Linked DNA regions of Mus musculus: region 1 is linked to region 2. A link is a loop called in an ENCODE intact Hi-C map of the cell type or tissue named here. Cell type or tissue: heart. All regions are shown on one strand. Links, peaks and the distances in the headings refer to the core of each region. The heading gives the core; the rest is flanking DNA. Region 1 holds the start of Tcta (T cell leukemia translocation altered gene). Region 2 holds the start of Klhdc8b (kelch domain containing 8B).

What was found. Peaks named below come from ENCODE experiments on the same cell type or tissue, not always from the same donor. Only the 100,000 strongest peaks of a DNase experiment are listed, where the experiment ranks them.
Region 1: a loop joins it to region 2, with 2.1 times the contacts of the local background. A loop is called at or near these places in 1 of 42 quality-filtered maps.

Annotation. Positions count from the first base shown.
Region 1 is chr9:108,302,527-108,311,126 of GRCm38, reverse strand. Tcta (T cell leukemia translocation altered gene) reads left to right here and starts at 4,968. Exons shown (of 3, transcript NM_001311156.1): 1 at 4,968-5,405; 2 at 5,747-5,801; 3 at 6,874-8,172. The coding sequence starts at 5,183. The coding sequence ends at 6,916. Rhoa (ras homolog family member A) reads right to left here and starts at 4,967. Exons shown (of 6, transcript NM_016802.5): 1 at 4,574-4,967. In heart, for the core only: a CTCF peak has its summit at 4,575; DNase peaks (open chromatin) are centred at 4,376 and 4,996; H3K4me3 peaks cover 4,920 bases; H3K27ac peaks cover 3,491 bases.
Region 2 is chr9:108,449,145-108,457,850 of GRCm38, reverse strand. Klhdc8b (kelch domain containing 8B) reads left to right here and starts at 5,050. Exons shown (of 6, transcript NM_001359428.1): 1 at 5,050-5,534; 2 at 6,460-6,975; 3 at 8,066-8,230; 4 at 8,560-8,706. The coding sequence starts at 6,600. It also overlaps a transcript of Ccdc71 not described here. In heart, for the core only: a CTCF peak has its summit at 5,033 (motif pointing right); DNase peaks (open chromatin) are centred at 5,220, 5,270, 6,600, 7,810 and 1 weaker place; H3K4me3 peaks cover 3,730 bases; H3K27ac peaks cover 4,275 bases.

The DNA.
Region 1 (8,600 bases), core at 601-8,600, 150 kb after region 2:
AGACAACAAATCTAACACCTGATAGGTATTCCACCTCAGAACAACCAAAGCCAGGCAAGGCTTGGTGGCTCATGTCTATAACCCTAAGAAGCTAAAACAAGGATTTCCGGGACTTGGGAGGCAGAGGCAAATGGATCTCTGTGAGTTAGAAGCCAGTCTGGTCTACAGGACAAGTTTCCAGACAGACAAGAGAAATGCTGTCTCAAAAATAAAATGAAAACCCCAAAAGAATAAAACAAACAAACAAAACAAAAAACACACAAAAAGAACAAGCCCAAGGAATTTCTCATACTACATGATCTGGCCTCTGCCCATCTCTCTAAACCCATTTTACCTCCCACTCTTTCATTAGCTGCTTGTTCTCCTCTTATCTGCATTTGAAATTTAAGATTCTATTATAAACAAATCTGAATATATTTCCTCTATCTACCCCCCCCCCAGCCAGGGGTGGGGGTTAGGGGTGGGTGATGTCAGATGCTAGTAGTATCCCGCTTGGGAAGTGGGAGCAAACAACTGGGATGAGTTTAAGCTCAACCTAGCTCTATTAGCAAAAACCTTTCTCAAGACATCCCAACCCCTATTCCCAAATCAAGTTCAGTTTGGTATTAACCAAAGCTTAGTTACAACTTAATGGTCCTTTATTTCACACGTCTATCACTTAGAATTAAAAAGGCACAGTCAGAAGAAAAATTTTAAGTACATTCAGATTCATTTGACAGCGCAAACACCAATAATAATAAGCAGCTTTATTGCCTAGCTTGTTTTCAATAACACAGTCTACATAATTATGAATATACAACCCTTCACTTAGAATACTAGAGCACCATAGGTTAAAAATAAGTCTGGGATGGTGGCTCACACCTATATTTCCTGCACTAGAGACTGAAGCAGGGAGCTGGAAAGATGGCTCAGCGGTTAAGAGCACACTGCTCTTCCAGAGGACCTGAGTTCAATTCCCAGCAACCACATGGTGGCTCACAACCATCTGTAATGGGATCCACCACCCTCTTCTGGTGTGTCTGAAGACAGCTACAGTGTACTCACATAAATAAAATAAATAAATCTTGAAAGAGAGAGAGAGAGACTGAAGCAGACAGGATTGCCTCACTTGTGAGGTCAGCCTGGACTACAAAGCTCCAAGCCAGACAGAGCTTGTCTCCAATCAAACAAAAAGTCACCAGAATTAGGGATTTTACAATAATTAATTTCAAATTACTTTCAAAACTTATTGTCACCAATATCTAATGTCACCAAAACACTAACAGTAAGTAAGATGCATACTTAAATATTGTAAGTTTGGTATGGTGGCTCATACCTGCAACCCCTGCAATCCCAGCACTCAGGAGGGCTAAACTAAACTAAGGGAGAACGGCTACAAACTCAAGACCAATCTGGGCCACAGTGTAAGTTTCCAAGCTAACCTCACCTAGAGTGTAACTGCCTCCAAAATAAATAAATAAATAAAACGAACTTGGTTACAGTCAGGCCTCATAGCTGTAAACCCAGTTACTGGGGAGACTGAGGAAGGTTGAAAGCTGCAGGTGAGTTCATAATTACGCCCTGACAATGTAATAAGACTACCTCAAAAGTAAAATCAGGGTTCAGGACGTACTTCAGCAGCAGAGCCCTTGCCTAGGATATGTAATGCCCCGGGTTAAAGCTTCAGGCTGAAAAGTAACCAATCAGTTAAGATAGAGAGAGGCTAATCGTATAGCTACCAATCAAAGTTAGGTTTCATTCCCAGTAACAAAAGACAGATAGGTAACGTACATTCTTAATGCTTTGGTGCAACAATTGAGTTCCACTGGATAGAATTAAGAGGAACATTTTTTTTTTTTGAAGCAGGATTTTGTTATATAGCCTAAGCTGGTCTCAAATCTGAAATCCTCCTAATGCCTGGAGTGTTTCATTACAGGTTTGTCACCTCACCTACTTCCTATTTTTATATTCAACATTTATGCACAATTTGTCATCATTGCTAGTAGCTATGATACAATAGAACTAAGTATGCTGTCTATAAAAACCCTCTGATCTTAAATTAGTCTTTCAATGAAGTTAACTGATCTTTTGGCTCTTTAAGGACAAGTCAAAAGACTAGTTTGGCTTTTCTTACTTGACCTCTTCTTACTACTTCAACCCCACCCATGGACTAAGAAGCGCCTGAAGATCTGTTTTTGTTTTTTATTCCCGAGACAGGGTTTCTCTGTGCAGCCCTCGTTGTCCTGGAACTCACTTTGTAGACCAGGCTGGCCTCGAACTCAGAAATCCGCCTGCTGGGATTAAAGGCGTGTGCCACCACACCCAGCTCTGAAGATCTGTTTTCACTCTTCTAGTAACTTACTTACACCCCTAATAGAGCAAGATGGACTTTTTAAAGGACTATGAAATCACTCCAACAAAACCACTCTCACACATGTACAGACCATGGTCTACTTGATACATGCAAATTCTCACCAATTCCATTTAAAACTGACTCAAAGGAGTCTTGAAAACATTCTAGCTGGACCTCATTACCTTATCTTTGCTAACAGTAAACTCTCAAAACCCGGTCCTTAAGAAAACCAACACACTCAAAGGCAAGGCCTAGCCAGAAAGGAACTACTTACAAAAACATGAAATTTGTTTCCCAAATATGCATAATCTGCATGGTAAAGAACCTGAAGTAACCTGGAAATTCTGATTTTAACTGACAGCACATGGAGAATAACAGAAAAAAAAATAGTTGTAGTCTAACTAGATGTATGACCTTCAAACATTTTAAGTCTCAGCAGGAATGGTGGCACACACCCAGTGATCCCAGCACTGTTCCGGAGGCAGCACTAGGAGCATGTGGAAATTAGAGACCAGCTTTATCTACAAATTAAGTTCCAGGTCTCAGGTCAGACCCAGTGTCTTTTTTTTTTTTTTTAAATTAAGTCTTAGGTCAGTGGTTCTTCTGGTATTATCACACCCACTGTTCTCTCTGCGGAGTAATAAGCCTTTCTCAAGAAAGAGAGAGAGAGACAGACAGACAGACACACACACACACACACACACACACACAGAAGGAAAGAGAAAAAAATTCCCTAAGCTCAGTTCCCACACCTACAAACGGAATTGGTTTGTAAATCCTAAAGTTTTTTTTTTCCTCCCCAGTCTAAAATACTACATCTATTGGGGGTACAATCAGTAGAGTGGATGTTCCTATTCTCCTGTTCAGTAGATTTTTGAGTAGAAGCTATGTAAGTTGAGCACTAGAGTTTGATCCCAAGTTGTAAGGCTGAAATGCAGCTCAGAGATACAGCACCTGTTCACTGTGTCCCAAGCCAACACCAAAGAGGAAAATAAAATAGGAAAAAAACAAGCTCCATATATTTTATGTCCCTAAGAAACGTCACTGCTCCGGAGAAATACTCCAAACAACATCTCAGAGTCTTCAATATTAAGACCTGATCTTGTTTTCTTAGTTTAATAATACGTGAGTCAAATGCTCAAACTAGCCAATGAAAGGTGAAAAAAACATTCCACATGGTACATACACATTTGGGCACGTGACACTAAGTGGCTAAAAATTCTCACCACATACCGCATCCTAAAATATAAGTTTTCCCCTTTCAGACTGGCATGGGGGATGTACATTATACGTGTACTACATATTATACATATATAATGTTATATATAACATGCAAAAAGCACTTATTTCAAAATATACCAGAAGACAAAACCAAATAAATAACTAATAGGTCAAAATTTAGTGATGACTATTAGAAAATACAAGTAGAACCAATTCTGGGGCAAAAAAGAAAAAAAATGGTGTCAAATTTTCCACTATCAGCTACTAAACATGAACTTTTTTTTTTTTAAATCAACTTGCCTGCAAAAAATGCAATTTTACGAAACCGACCTGAAAAGGGGAACCCATCAGTGATTCTTAATTGAAGTAATAACTTTAAGCAGAAATGCATCTATTTTGATGCAACCTCGCCAAATTATTATGTGTTTTTTCGACTGGAAAATACCTTCCCCCATAGAGTCATAACCGCTAAGATTTCAAAACAATCTTTTACTTACACAATCTCCAATAATACGGCACTCAAAACAGAAAATCCACCCAAACCCTCACTGTCTTCACCCGGTATAGAACGGGATTAATAATCCACGTTCAATGCAAAAGGCAAAATGGAGTTGTAAAAGAGTTTCTTGCCTAGTCCAACTCCCGACAGCCACACGCGCTTCGCAGTGGCAGGCTACCCCAGCGCGGTCGCGGACCGGCCGGGAGCCCCCGCCCAGCCCGGCGCAACCCTGAGAGGAAGCGACGAGGAGGGCGGGCGGCTAGGGCTCCACCAGGCCCGGCCGGGCGGGGGAAGGGGGACTGGAGGCGGCGGGGCGCGCTTCCGGGGACTGCGCGGGCGGGGCCGCCGCCTCGGGCGCGGGGCCCCAGGTCAGGGGCCGGGGCGAGGGGCTGCGGGCCGAGAGCAGCAGGTGGGGCGCGACCGCGGGCAGGCGACGGGCCGGAGGCCGGAAAAGTGCTTGCCGATCAGCCGACCAGCCGGGCCCGGAGCCGAGGCGGCTGGAGGGAAATGCTCCTGCTCACCTCAAGGCGAGGACTCCGAGTCCGGCCTCTTCGCGCTGAGGACGCTTGTCCGCGAGTCCGCGAGCTCCGAGCCAAGGACGGGCAGCTCCGTGGGAGACGGCGGGCTATGGAGAGAACCGACGGAGGACCGCGGGCGGCGGGCGGGGAGCGCGAGCGAACGAGGGCGGGCGGTGGCGGGAGGGCGGGGAGCGACGTGCGCGGCCCCGAGCGCCCTGCGGGCTCGAGCTGGCGCCAGTCGCGGCCCCGCGCACGCGCGCACACTCTCAGTTCAGCCACGATTGCTCAAGAACGCATCCACGCCCTGAGAGCTAGACGCTTAACCAATCATGGCAGACGCGTGGAGCATGACGGGAACACCGGGGCTATAAAAGAGCGAGTTGCTATTTTATCCTCACCGAATCACTCATCCTTTAAGCAAGCAGGGTGGGGCTGGGTGCGCCTGCGCGGTTTTAAAAACCCCTCCCCAAACTGCCAACACTTCGCGCAAGCGAAGTAGATCTTCCTTGCCTTGTATTACGCGTGCGCACTGACAGGCCTAACCCCGGAAGACCATACGCTTGCGCAGTAAGAACTACGGTGACAGTACTCCCGGTGGGGCGCTGGCCAGTCATGGCGGAGCCTTGGGCCGGGCAGTTTCTGCAAGCTTTGCCCGCCACGGTGCTCGGAGCGCTGGGCACCCTGGGCAGCGACTTTCTGCGGGAGTGGGAGACACAAGACATGCGAGTGACTCTCTTCAAGCTGCTCCTGCTGTGGTTGGTGTTAAGTCTCCTGGGCATCCAGCTGGCCTGGGGGTTCTACGGGAACACAGTGACCGGGTTGTATCACCGTCCAGGTGAGGCTCCCTACGAACCTCCTTGGCCCGGCTGTCCCTACCACCACCATACTGTACCATTGGGTTCTCCTGTGTCCACATAGACTACCACTGGTCCTCCAGGAGCCTCACTGTACCCAGACTTACAACCCCGTACCATTTTACACCACAAGCCCCTCATGCCCATCATCACGTTGTTAACTGTTTCTCAAAACCCTTCCTGGACAATACCACTAGTCCCTAGTATCCCAGCCTCAATCTCTATTAAACTATACCAGTGGCCCCTGACCTGACCTGGGCTATTGCCTGCTCAGATCCCCACCCTCAGCCTCCTGCAGCTATGGGTGTGTTCCTGCCTCCAGGTCTGGGTGGCCAGAATGGATCCACACCTGATGGCTCCACACATTTCTCTTCATGGTGAGTAAATCTCTGTCTATCCCAACCCCATGCTTGACAGGCAGAGAACTCTCAGCATGTGAGTGCACCAGCTTAGTGGCTGTGCAAGAATCCTTCAAGGCTAATGGTAGAGCTCAGGATTCCAGTTGGGGGTTCCCAGTGGCTTTAGAGCCTCTCATCAGCATGTTCAGTGGGGATGGATGGTGGTGTTACCTTAATTTCAGAAAGGTGATGTGCCAGGTCTATTGAAAACAAATCCCTTGGTTGGGAAGTCTTTCTTTAGGAAGGCAAGAACATCTATTCTAGGCAAGTACTGTACCACTGGAGCTATAACCCCCAGCCTAACAGTCTCTATTCTTAGCATACGACCTCATCAAGTCAACCTCCTAATCTCTAAAAACAACAGCTTACTTATCAGGACATTTCATTCAGCTAATCTCTGAGCTTCTACCACACGGCAGAGGTCACAGTACACCAGAAAACAAGGACAACTCAGACTCTGCCAGGCAGTGGTGGCGCACACCTTTAATCTGAGCACTTGGGAGGCAGAGGCAGGTGGATTTCTGAGTTCGAGGCTAGCCTGGTCTACAGAGTGTGTTCCAGGACAGCCAGGGCTTCACAGAGAAACCCTGTCTCAAAACACCAAAAAAAAAAAAAAAAAAGAAAAGAAAAGAAAAAGAAATAGATAAAACAAGACCCAGTAGCAAGGGGAAATGTAACTTTAGGAGACTAGATCAGGCTGTGATGGTGAACTTGGAGCACAAGGGCAGAAGGAACAGTTGAGGGGCTGATTCAGCAGGACAGTTGCCTGATCTAATTTGCCTTTATAAGCTTCTTCTTATGGCAAGTCGACAAAGGGCTTCAAGAGTGAAAGCAATACATGGATTAGGAAGGTGACCACTGTCTTAGCTAAGCACCATAAGGTAGGAGAATAGTAGACCCAGCAGGGACTACAAGAGATTAGTAAAGAAGTCTAGATTCTACTATAAGCTGTACTGAGCCCAGCTTAGCCAAGAAGGAGCAAAGGAAGAACCAATGTCAGGGACTGTTCCGCGATCGATGAAATAACCTTGCTTCTCTCCATTACTTTCAGGGAGATAGCAGCAAATGAAGCTCTCAAAACGCACAGAGAATAAGGGAAGGCAGCAGCAGAAGGGTCTCCAGAGATATCGCTGGGTCCGCTGGCTCCTATGCTATTTGTTGCTGCTGTCCAGACCCCTTGGACAACTGCAGAGGGCTTGGGGTTGGGGGACTGGAGTACCATGATGCTTCCAGGGTGAGCCTCCACTGCCCTCAGCCTTGCCTCCAACAGCTTCAGGTACTGGGCAGGTGAAGTTTGTCTCTTAACAAAAGGAAAGACTTCTTGTCAAGGGTCATTGCTTAGAAACATTTTGGTTGAGGAGGTCAGTGGTCCCTTTCTCACCTTGGCTTTTTCCTGACTTAGTCATCCCCTTGGGGATGTAATCTTAGAGAAATTGGTCCTTCTAAGAGGAATCTCGAGGTTGGCCAGTTCTGAGATTTAGAAAGAAAGCCAGTTCTCCCATAGACTCTGACTTTCTTGGCTTTGCTTCGTAGGCAAAAAGCCAGCTAATCCTGGCCTGGATTAGGGCACCAAACCTGTCCCTCCCTGGCCAAGCTACAATCTTTTAGGTCTGAGGCAGGCAGAGGAAGTTATCATTTCCCACTGACTTGTTTCTCTGTTCTTTTTGAGGACAAGTTGAATTCCTAAGAGACATCTCACTAAGAGCCTTGGTATTGGCTAGCTCTCCACTGCTGAAGTACCCACAGGCTTTTCTAGTCTGTACTTGCTCCCTCCTAGGGAGGTACTAAGTAGTTAGTGCAATGACTTCACTGTGCCCTGTTACCTTGTCACTTCCCATCTTGACAAGGGCCTAGTCCTGAGAGTCCACCAGCCTCATTTCAGCCTCTAGGAATAGCAGTAAGAGCAAGCCACAAGCCAGATAGCTCTGGGCCCTTCACCATGGGTCAGAAGAGGTTCCAAGGTGGTGGGTAGCCAGTGTCCCCATGAAAACACCACTTCCTCAGAGCACTGTGGTTCCTAAAAGCATTGTGGTCCTGGATCTATCTCCTCTAACAGTTGTACTCCTGTCTCTGCTGGGCTACTAGCTACCTCAGGTGTCCACTGTCTCTTTGTTAGATGTCATATAGCCATCTGGCAGCCATTGCCTACTGAGACTTTTAGCAGGTGTACTATAGGTGAACTGTACTGAGCGCCTCGTGCACGTGCACCTACTCCAGAGATGTCATCTGTGTGGCAAGATGTTCTTCACAGCCTCATGCCCACCCACTGACATCACTACAAGAGTCAAGGTCTCACATTCCACCCCAGGAGCAACTGAAGATGTGGCATATTAAACACAGAAGTGTATCAGTGGTGTGGTTATTCAATCAAGACAAGTGTTGTGTACACATGGGCAACTGGTAAGGGATCTTGGTTGGGTATATTGCCCTTAGGATCCAACATACAGCACTTTGCAGAGGTGACGACGTGGTGCCAACTCACTGCAATGGTGGTGGACAATATCCCCGTTAGCTTTTTTGGGGACTTGGGAGGAGATTGGGGGAGCTGAGCTAGTGTCTCATGTTTTCTAAGTTGACTTTCAATTCAATATATAGCTGGAGATGACCCTGAACTCCCAATACTCTTGTCTCTAACTCAGAAGTACTAGGATTACAGGGATAGACCAGCACACCACTTCTATATTCCTTAGTTCTCATATAGCTGGCCCTTTCCAAGGAAATCCTACTTAGAGCCTGTCTTAGAGGCTAAGAAGACACCCCAGAGGGGCTGGAGAGATG
Region 2 (8,706 bases), core at 149-8,148:
AGGCGAAAGGGCAAAAGATGAAAGAGGACAGGCAACCAAAATGGTTGGATTATATAGCAAGAGCAACCCAGCTGGAGGGGGTGGGGCAGGAGGTGGCTAGAAGGCAGACATGCCTTAGTTCCTACCCTGTAACAGGGACTAAGGGATGCTGGGAAACCTGGTAGCCAGGTCAGCGTTAATAGGTCAGGTTTAATACGTTAAGTACCTCAGTCATTTATCCCAGGTTTGAAACTTAACACACATCACTGGTGTTGAGGGGTCAAAGGGCAATGTTTGGGAATGGATTCCCTTGCTCTTCTACCTAGTGGTTCTCTGGAATCCAGCTTGGGTTGTCTGCCTGGTAGCAGGCACCTTTACCCTTTGAGCCAAGTCGCCAGCCTCCTCTCCTCCATATATATTAAAACAAAGTCGCAAGCTAAACCTGGACCTTCTCACCTGCCTGGTCCGGGTTACAGGCAGACTGGGGTCCCCTCGTCTGGGAACCTCCTGGCTTTTATGTGGACTCTAGAGAGTCTCATCTCCAGTTCTAGTGCTCACAGGACCCATGCTTTACCTGCTGAGACCTCTCTACAGTTCTGTACCTGCGTTTTTTGTTTGTTTTGTTTGTTCTTGTTTTTGTTTTCCGTGACAGGGTTTCTCTGTGTAGCCCTGCCAGTCCCGGAACTCATGCTATAGAACTCAGAGATCCGCCTGCCTCTGCCTCCCGAGTGCTGGGATTAAAGGCGTGAGACACCATCGCCCCACTTCATCCCTAGATTTTTAAAAATGTAGGTTCTAGGGATCTAAGTTCGATCCCCCTGTCTGTACCTCAGTCACATTACCACTTGAGTTAGCGCTGAAGCTCCAACCCCCCTGTTTTGAAACAGACGCTCACAATACTACAGGGTTCAGTCTTGAGCTGCTCTCTGAGAAGGGTGAGAAGGTCCTGAAAAAGACTCTGAGAGGCCAGACAAACTGTCAGCAAGGACTCAAGGTCACAAAGGGTGAAACTGTGACAAGTCTGAAAAGTCTCACTTGAGAGAGAGACCACAGAGTCCAGTTTTATGTTGTGTGTCATGATGGTTAATCTTGGTTGTCAACTTGACTGGATGGAGCTTTTTTTCTTTTAAGTGTGTGTGTATACAGTGCCCATTGAGTCCAAAAGAGGACATTTGATTCCCTGGACCTGGAGTTACACAGGTGGTGTGAGCAGCCCAATTCCAATGCTGGGAACCAAACACCGGTCCTCCAAGAACAGCAAGTGCTCTTAAAGCCATCTCTCCAGCCTCAGTTTTTGTTTTGTTTTTGAGACAGAGTCTCACTAAATGGCCCTGGCTGACCTGGAAGTCCCTGTAGAGCAGGCTATCCTCAGACTCAGATCTGATTGTCTTTGTCTCCGGAATGCTGGGCTTAAAGGTATGTGCCACTATGGTGGCCCTTGACTGCAAATGGAATCAACTAAGAGATAAACGGCTGGACATACTGTGAGAAAGCACATTTCTAACGTGGATGCTAACGTCTTCCTAGTGGCTGCTCAGATGATAGGAGGTCTGACAGAAACGATTTTGTTTCTTGCCTTCTTATCTTCATGTGTCTTGCTAGGAAGTTCCTTATACTGTTGCTGCTGCTGCTATTACCACTGCCACCATGGCTATGGGGCCGGGGAACCATGGGATTGAGTGGTGGGTGGTCGGGGAGTCAGCCTAGAGCAAGAGAGGTTCAAGGTGCGCCTGAACCCCAGAAATCTCAGGAGAAGGATTGCCCCTCCCCAACCCCGTGCCCTCACTTTTGCCCCTGGTAGCCAGGTTAAATTCCTCTCCCCTTATAAGGTCATGTCTAGCAGCAGCTGGAATTCCTTATGCAAATGGGTGATCCCCATCACCCTGGCCCTGGCCAATGATGTACACTTACCCCAAAAGCCCCTACACACCCCTCAAAAGGTCAAGTAGGCTGCGTTTTCCCAACTGAATGAGCTGTCTACTGAGGCTCGCACCCAAGAGTCTTCTTGTCAAGCTCACCACTGCCACCACTGCCTGAGGTCTCTTCCCATCTGGCTACTCTCACCCAGCTTCCCCTCGAAGGTTCACTGGTTGCTATCTTGAGCCAATCATGCAGTGAATGGTGGGGAAGCAGAGCCAAAACAGCACATTGCTCCCACTGCTCCCACTGCCTCCACTGCCCCCACTGCCTCCACTGCCCCCACTGCCTCCACTGCCACCACTGCCTCCACTGCCACCACTGCCTCCACTGCCACCACTGCCTCCACTGCCACCACTGCCACTTCATTCCTTCACAGATATCAGAACCCAGCTTCTTCGGTATTTCGGTATGGATGGGAGACTAGTGGTTTCTCTAGGAACCCTTCAATGCCAGATTGTGACTCCTGAGGCACCAGACTCCAGGACCGAGTCACCAATGGATTCTCAGCCTGTGGTGAGCATGAAGAGAGCCACAATTGTAGCGCTCAGACTGTATGATGTAAGTCAGTCTATTAAATTCCTTTTTATCCTTAAATTTTTTAAAAAAGATTTATTTATTATTATATCTAAGTACACTGTAGTTGTCTTCAGATGCACCAGAAGAGGGCGTCAGATCTCATTACGGATGGTAGTGAGCCACCATGTGGTTGCTGGGATTTGAACTCAGGACCTTTGGAAGAGCAGTCGGTGCTCTTAACCATTGAGCCATCTCTCCAGCCCCCTATCCTTTAAATTTTTAAAGATTTATGTGAACACATACTGTTTGCCCGTATGTGTACGTGTGTGCATGTGCATGCCTGGTGCCTGCAGAGGTGAGGAAAGGGTTTCCGATCCCAGAACTGTAGTTCAGCCATGTGGGTGCTGGGAACCACACCCAGGTCCTCTGAAAGAGCAACCAGTGCTCCCATCCTGCAAACTGTCTTTCTGTCGTCTAAAGCCCCTGTGGTTTGTGTTCATTCTGTTGGTTTTGTTCCCCTGCAGAGTGTGGACTAATACACATGGTGACTTTTCAAAAGCAGCTTTGATGCCTAGAGATGGAGCTCAGTTGATAGAGTCCTTGTTTAGCGTGCAAGAGACCCTGCGTTCGCTCCTCATCACAGGTAAAAACTGGGCAAGGTAACCCCAGCACTTGGGAGGAGGGAATAAGAGAATCAGAAATTCAGTCATCCTTGGCTATGTAGCAAGTTTGGGATTAGCCTGAGCTACAGGAGATCTGACTCAAAAAAGAAAAAAAAAAGTTCACTGGGGCCTTTCATCCCAGCACTGGGGTTGAGGAAGAGGCAGATAACAGATCGCTCTGTGTTACAGGCTAGTCTGGTCTACAAGGCGAGTTCCAGGGCTGTCAGGACTGCTGCACAGAGAACCCTGTCTAGAAACAAACAAGAATTGCAATTGCTTCAAAAACAATTTGGAGGAAGAAGTAGCAAGAGACGAGGTGGCAGATAACAAGGCAGTGGCATCTGGGGACAGATGGCTTCAGAATTCAGAGGGAGCAGAAAGAGATAGCCTTGACTTAGACTGGGAGACATTAAAAAGCAGATGCTTGTAAGTGGTAAACAGTAGGAAAGCAAGCAGAGGGGGCTTAGAACAGGGACAGTGGGGAACATGAGGACACGAGAACATGGGGTACATACCAGAGCCCCAAGTGAGGAGCAGCCTGAGGATGGGAGACTTGGCACTGAGTGGTAGAGAAGGGCCCTTTAGAGTCTGTGCAGTTTGAGGCCAGTCTTTGCGCCATCATTTCTAGACATGCCCTTCACTTCAAACTGACAACCACTGAGAGAGCTATAGGCTCTATTTAGTCATAAAGAAGGGTTCATCCACATTTTGGACAGTCAGAATTTTGGGCATGCAAAGGCATTAGTACTGTATGATCCCTGGGGATGTGAAGGTGGGTTTCTTAGGTCCCCTTGTTCTTGGGAGCAGTAACAATATAAGACCCATGTTTCTAGTCACCTCCCAGAATCCCCAGGTTGCAGTTACCCACGGTGGTAACTGATGGTACCTCCTTTATTGGCTGCTTTCCTTGGTCTTCTTGCTACTTCTCTGCGGGTGCTTCCTGGCTTCACCTCCTACACTAACCACACACACTTGTGTCACTGCCTCAAGATCTGCGTTGGGAAAATTAAGCTAAACACTGTACACAAAAGGGTCGGAATCAATGAGCAGACACAGACAAGTGCAGGAGCTGTTCACACAAGCTTTCCAACTGGAAGCTTCGGCTGATCAGAATGCTCACAAGATAGGCTGAGCCAAAGTGTGAATCAGAGGTAGGTGGATGCAGCTGGTCTTTGCTACTTTGTGGGTTTTTTTCCCACCCTTCATCCCCCAGTTTCAACCCCTATCACTAGATAGGAGAGAAAGAAGGATAGAGGGGAGAGATAAATAGAGGTCCTTGAATCTAATTTCTTTTGACAACTAACAAACTGCAACTAGTCCCCTCCCCACTGATGGCCAACAACCACCCATCCACCCCCCAGGGCTCTCAAACTTATATCCTCTGAGAAGTACCCAGAATTCCAAACATAACACAATCACAGAAACTATGTGCAGCTGGCAAAACCCTGCTTTTGCTAGAACACAGGCAAATCGTAGTCAGCTGCTGGGAAGCAGCCCCGTATCTCCACACCTGGCATTAAAACAAAAACATATTCCTATACGATTTCTCTGATGTTAAAAGAAATCAAAATTTCAGAATTCTCACTCCAGGGGAGTCTTTGTCACACCAGTTTGCTATCACATGACCACGGAGTTGGCTAGAGATGAGCTCTGTACCCTGAAGATGAACAGTCACCCAACCTCTGAGTAGTAGCCCCAGAGTAGCATTAGGCAGAGAGACTCCTGGCATCTGGCTGATTGTGCACATCCACTGCTCGGATCGAAGCAAAAATAACCTACTTTTCTATAAAGAAGGTCTAGATAGGCCCCAAGGCTAGTACAGTCTGCCCCTCCACCCTACAAGCTGCTAGTCTCCATATACACTAAGGGATCTTTTCTGTGTCCTGCTTTGTGTCATGGTTAGGACAGCTCGGCTGGGCTCCCCAACCAGAGGCCCAGGCTACAGCCCTAGTGGCCTCTAGGGGGCGCCGCTGGGAAGCTTGTGGTTTGGCACCTCCAAGCTCAGTTGTGATGGGCGGACTCCGACCCCTAAAGGCCCCAGGTTCCACTGGCTAGCCCCTGGCTGATTGTACCCAGAGTGGATCCGACTCACAACGACACCCGCCTCCGATCCCACCATACCGGTGTTGTGTTGCTCGCCGCTGCCTCATTTCTATCATCGCCCCAGGTAGAGCCCTAAATCCTGGCCGGCCGGATGTCCATATGCCTGTCTGTTCATTTTGGGTGACCGTGGGTCGGTGCGCCCTACTCCTGCCGTGGCATGTGCAGAGTTAAGGCGGGAGGAGGTTTCCCCGAATCTGGGGAGGGGGGAGCGAGGGGCGGACCCGGTCCAGCCCCGCCCCACGCCGGAGCGGTGCGGGAGCCCCACCAGAGCCCAGCTTCAGCCCTAGCCGGAGCCAGCGGAGGCGGAGGCGGAACAGCGGACCCCGTGCCCTGGCGACATTTGAGATCCAGCAGGTGAGTCCCGCGGGAACCTCGCGCAGGGGAAGTTTGGGGCATGAAGGATAGAACCTTAATTAAACCCACTAGCCAGACCCGCCCCCCACTCTCCTTTGAGTTGGAAGTTTGGGGCCAGGAGGCCGTCCCTGTTAAATCCCGGGACTGAGAGTGGAGACCCCCAGCATACACATAGAGACATAGACACAGAGAGATACACACACAGCAAAAGGGGAGGCTAAGGAATGTGCTCTTGGGTGGGGGGTGTCAGGAATCCAGCCGTTTATTCCTACAGGAAAAGCCCTGGACTCAGGGACCTTCTAATCCTGTGCTCAAGAGATTCTCTACACCAGCCTTTTAAAACCTCCTCAGCAGGGAATCTGCTGGCATCGCCACACCCATAAAGGATGGACTTCAAAGGGAGTGTGGAATCCTGGAGTCTAGCCCCTTTGGGTCTCGCATATGAGACTGGCCTTTTGCTGATATAAATGGTTATACCTTGTAGAAGATCCTTCTTGTAAGGACTACAGGATGAGGGACCCTGATGGCTGGACCCAGGTTGTTGAAGGCACACTAGATGCCAGTGTGTAGAGGATGCAGAACTCTCTTGGAGCACTGAGATAAGACTTGTTGGGACAGGAAGCACGCTAGGATGGAGATTTGGGCTCTATCTTCCCTTCCACTCTAAATTGATCAAGTTACTATTTGCTAGTTCTTAAGGTTGGGGAGGGAAGAATCCCTCATGTTCCCACAAGAACCGAGAACGCCTTCTGGGTACCTGGAATCTATTCTTCCCACTATAGAAGGACCTTCACCAGTAGAGTGTTAGTCAAAGGTGTGGGTCTTTCTGCACGAGTGGTTTTGGGCCTGGCCTGCCTTCAGCTACATGTTGTTCATCTGTTTCTTGACAGTGGCCCTGACCCTTTGTTTTCTGCCTCCCCTCCAGGTCAAGGCAAGATCCCTTGGACTGGGCAGACACACCCATCCAGCCCTGACAGAATCAAGATGAGGCCTTATCATGTCCCCCCAGTGAGGCCCACAGCCTGAGCAGATACTATGGCCTACCACGGGCAGTGAGCGAGTACCATGGCTGCAGGAGGTGGTCGGGCCTTTGCTTGGCAGGTGTTCCCCCCAATGCCGACTTGCCGGGTATATGGTACAGTGGCACACCAGGACGGACACCTGCTGGTGTTGGGGGGCTGTGGCCGGGCTGGGTTACCTCTGGATACTGCTGAGACTCTGGACATGGGCTCACACACATGGCTAGCACTAGCACCCCTGCCCACTGCCCGGGCTGGTGCCGCTGCTGTGGTTCTGGGTAAGCAGGTGCTAGTGGTAGGCGGCGTGGACGAAGTCCAAAGCCCAGTAGCTGCTGTGGAGGCCTTCTTGGCTGACGAAGGCCGCTGGGAGCGCCGGGCTACCCTCCCTCAAGCGGCCATGGGTGTTGCGACTGTGGAGAGAGGTGAGTGGCTTAGAACATCCCTCAGTTGCCCCAAGCTTCCTTTTTTTTTCTCTTGCCGGAGAGTCCATTATCACAGAGGCTGGATAAGTGCCGCCTTGGACATGGCTTTGCCTCCTTTCTCTTACCTAGGCTTGCCGCAGTTTACTGTTAATTGCCTTTTCTGGGCTGTGAGGTGGGGGGTCAGAGCCCAGAAGGTCCCCCAGAAAAATGGGAGACCCCAGCCACTACCCTGTCCTGTTCTTTGTAACTAAGAGGCAGTGGGGGGTGTGGCCTAATGACTCTCTCATAGTTATAAATAGTATGGAGGGGGAGGGGAGCAAGGCCTTGGCTCTGAGCCCAGCAAGTGCTTAAGTGCTTAGTGCCCCCCCCCCCACTACCCCTAGCACACACCAGGGATCCTGATGTGGACAAAGGCCAAGCCGACCTGGAGATGGTTGCCATGGAAGCCCCCAGCTGCCAGGCAATATCACCCAACGGCCTGTGGATGTGCCCCTAGCTGACTCTGAGCACCTAACAGCTCTATCGAAGCAGCACGGTGTAGAGGTGCTGACAGGGTGCCAGAGGCTGAAAGCTGTGGCCAGCGCCTCTATCCCACAGGTCCAGCTCATCTCCCAGCCCCAAGCCTTCACCAAGTTGATGCCCTAAGTTCCCTTCCCAGACTGAGCTTCATGCTGAACAAATCCTCTTGTAGCCTCTACCACTGTCTTACGCTACCCCTACCCCCTTAGGGGACCTGCCCCCTACACACACACACACACACACACACACACACACACACACACCTGGTGGCCTCCGGGTCTGACCACCAGTCCCAGGCTAGCCTGCTAAGATGCCAGATTTGGTTGCCATAGCGTCTCCAGGGAGACCGGGCTGGATTATAATTAGATCAGCTGCCTCCTGCTCTTCACTTAGAGGGGCCTAGGCCAAAGCTGGAATCCCAGTTCTCCTAGCTCCAACTTCAGACAGGCAACAAAGTTTTTGATAAACACAAGGGTTTCCTTCCACCCCTGGGTCTGACCGAGGGAGCTGTCAGGGTGGGGTCCACCAGCTAGACATGGTTGTATAGTCTGAACTACTCTCTTCTGTGCAGATGGTATGGTGTATGCTCTGGGGGGAATGGGTCCTGACACGGCCCCCCAGGCCCAGGTACTGGTATATGAGCCCCGCCGGGACTGCTGGCTTTCGCTACCCTCCATGCCCACACCCTGCTATGGGGCCTCCACCTTCCTGCACGGGAACAAGATCTATGTCTTGGGTAAGGGCTGAGGGATGTGGGAAAGGGGGGAAAAGAGTCCAGGAGGTTGCCTAGATTAGGGATCAGTCTTCATCTGAGAAGTTAGGATTTGAGATGCTTTGGTGGGTGGGTGGGGGCTAATCCAGGTCTCTTCTGAAGCCTCCTTGGTGGCCCAACTGGGGTTGGAAAATCACATTCAGTGCTGAGGGTTTACGTGGTCTCATGGTTACTCCATGAGCAGGTATGTACGCAGCTGGATGTCGGGGCCTGGGGAGGACAGTTCAGCAACCTGGAGAGGACACCACCAAGCCCTTTGGGCTCTGTCCCAGGTGCTTCAATTCCTTTGACAGGAGGCCGCCAGGGCAAGCTCCCAGTGACTGCTTTTGAAGCTTTTGATCTGGAGACCCGTACATGGACCCGACACCCAAGCCTGCCCAGTCGCAGAGCTTTTGCTGGCTGTGCTATGGCCGAAGGCAGTGTCTTTAGCCTGGGTGGCC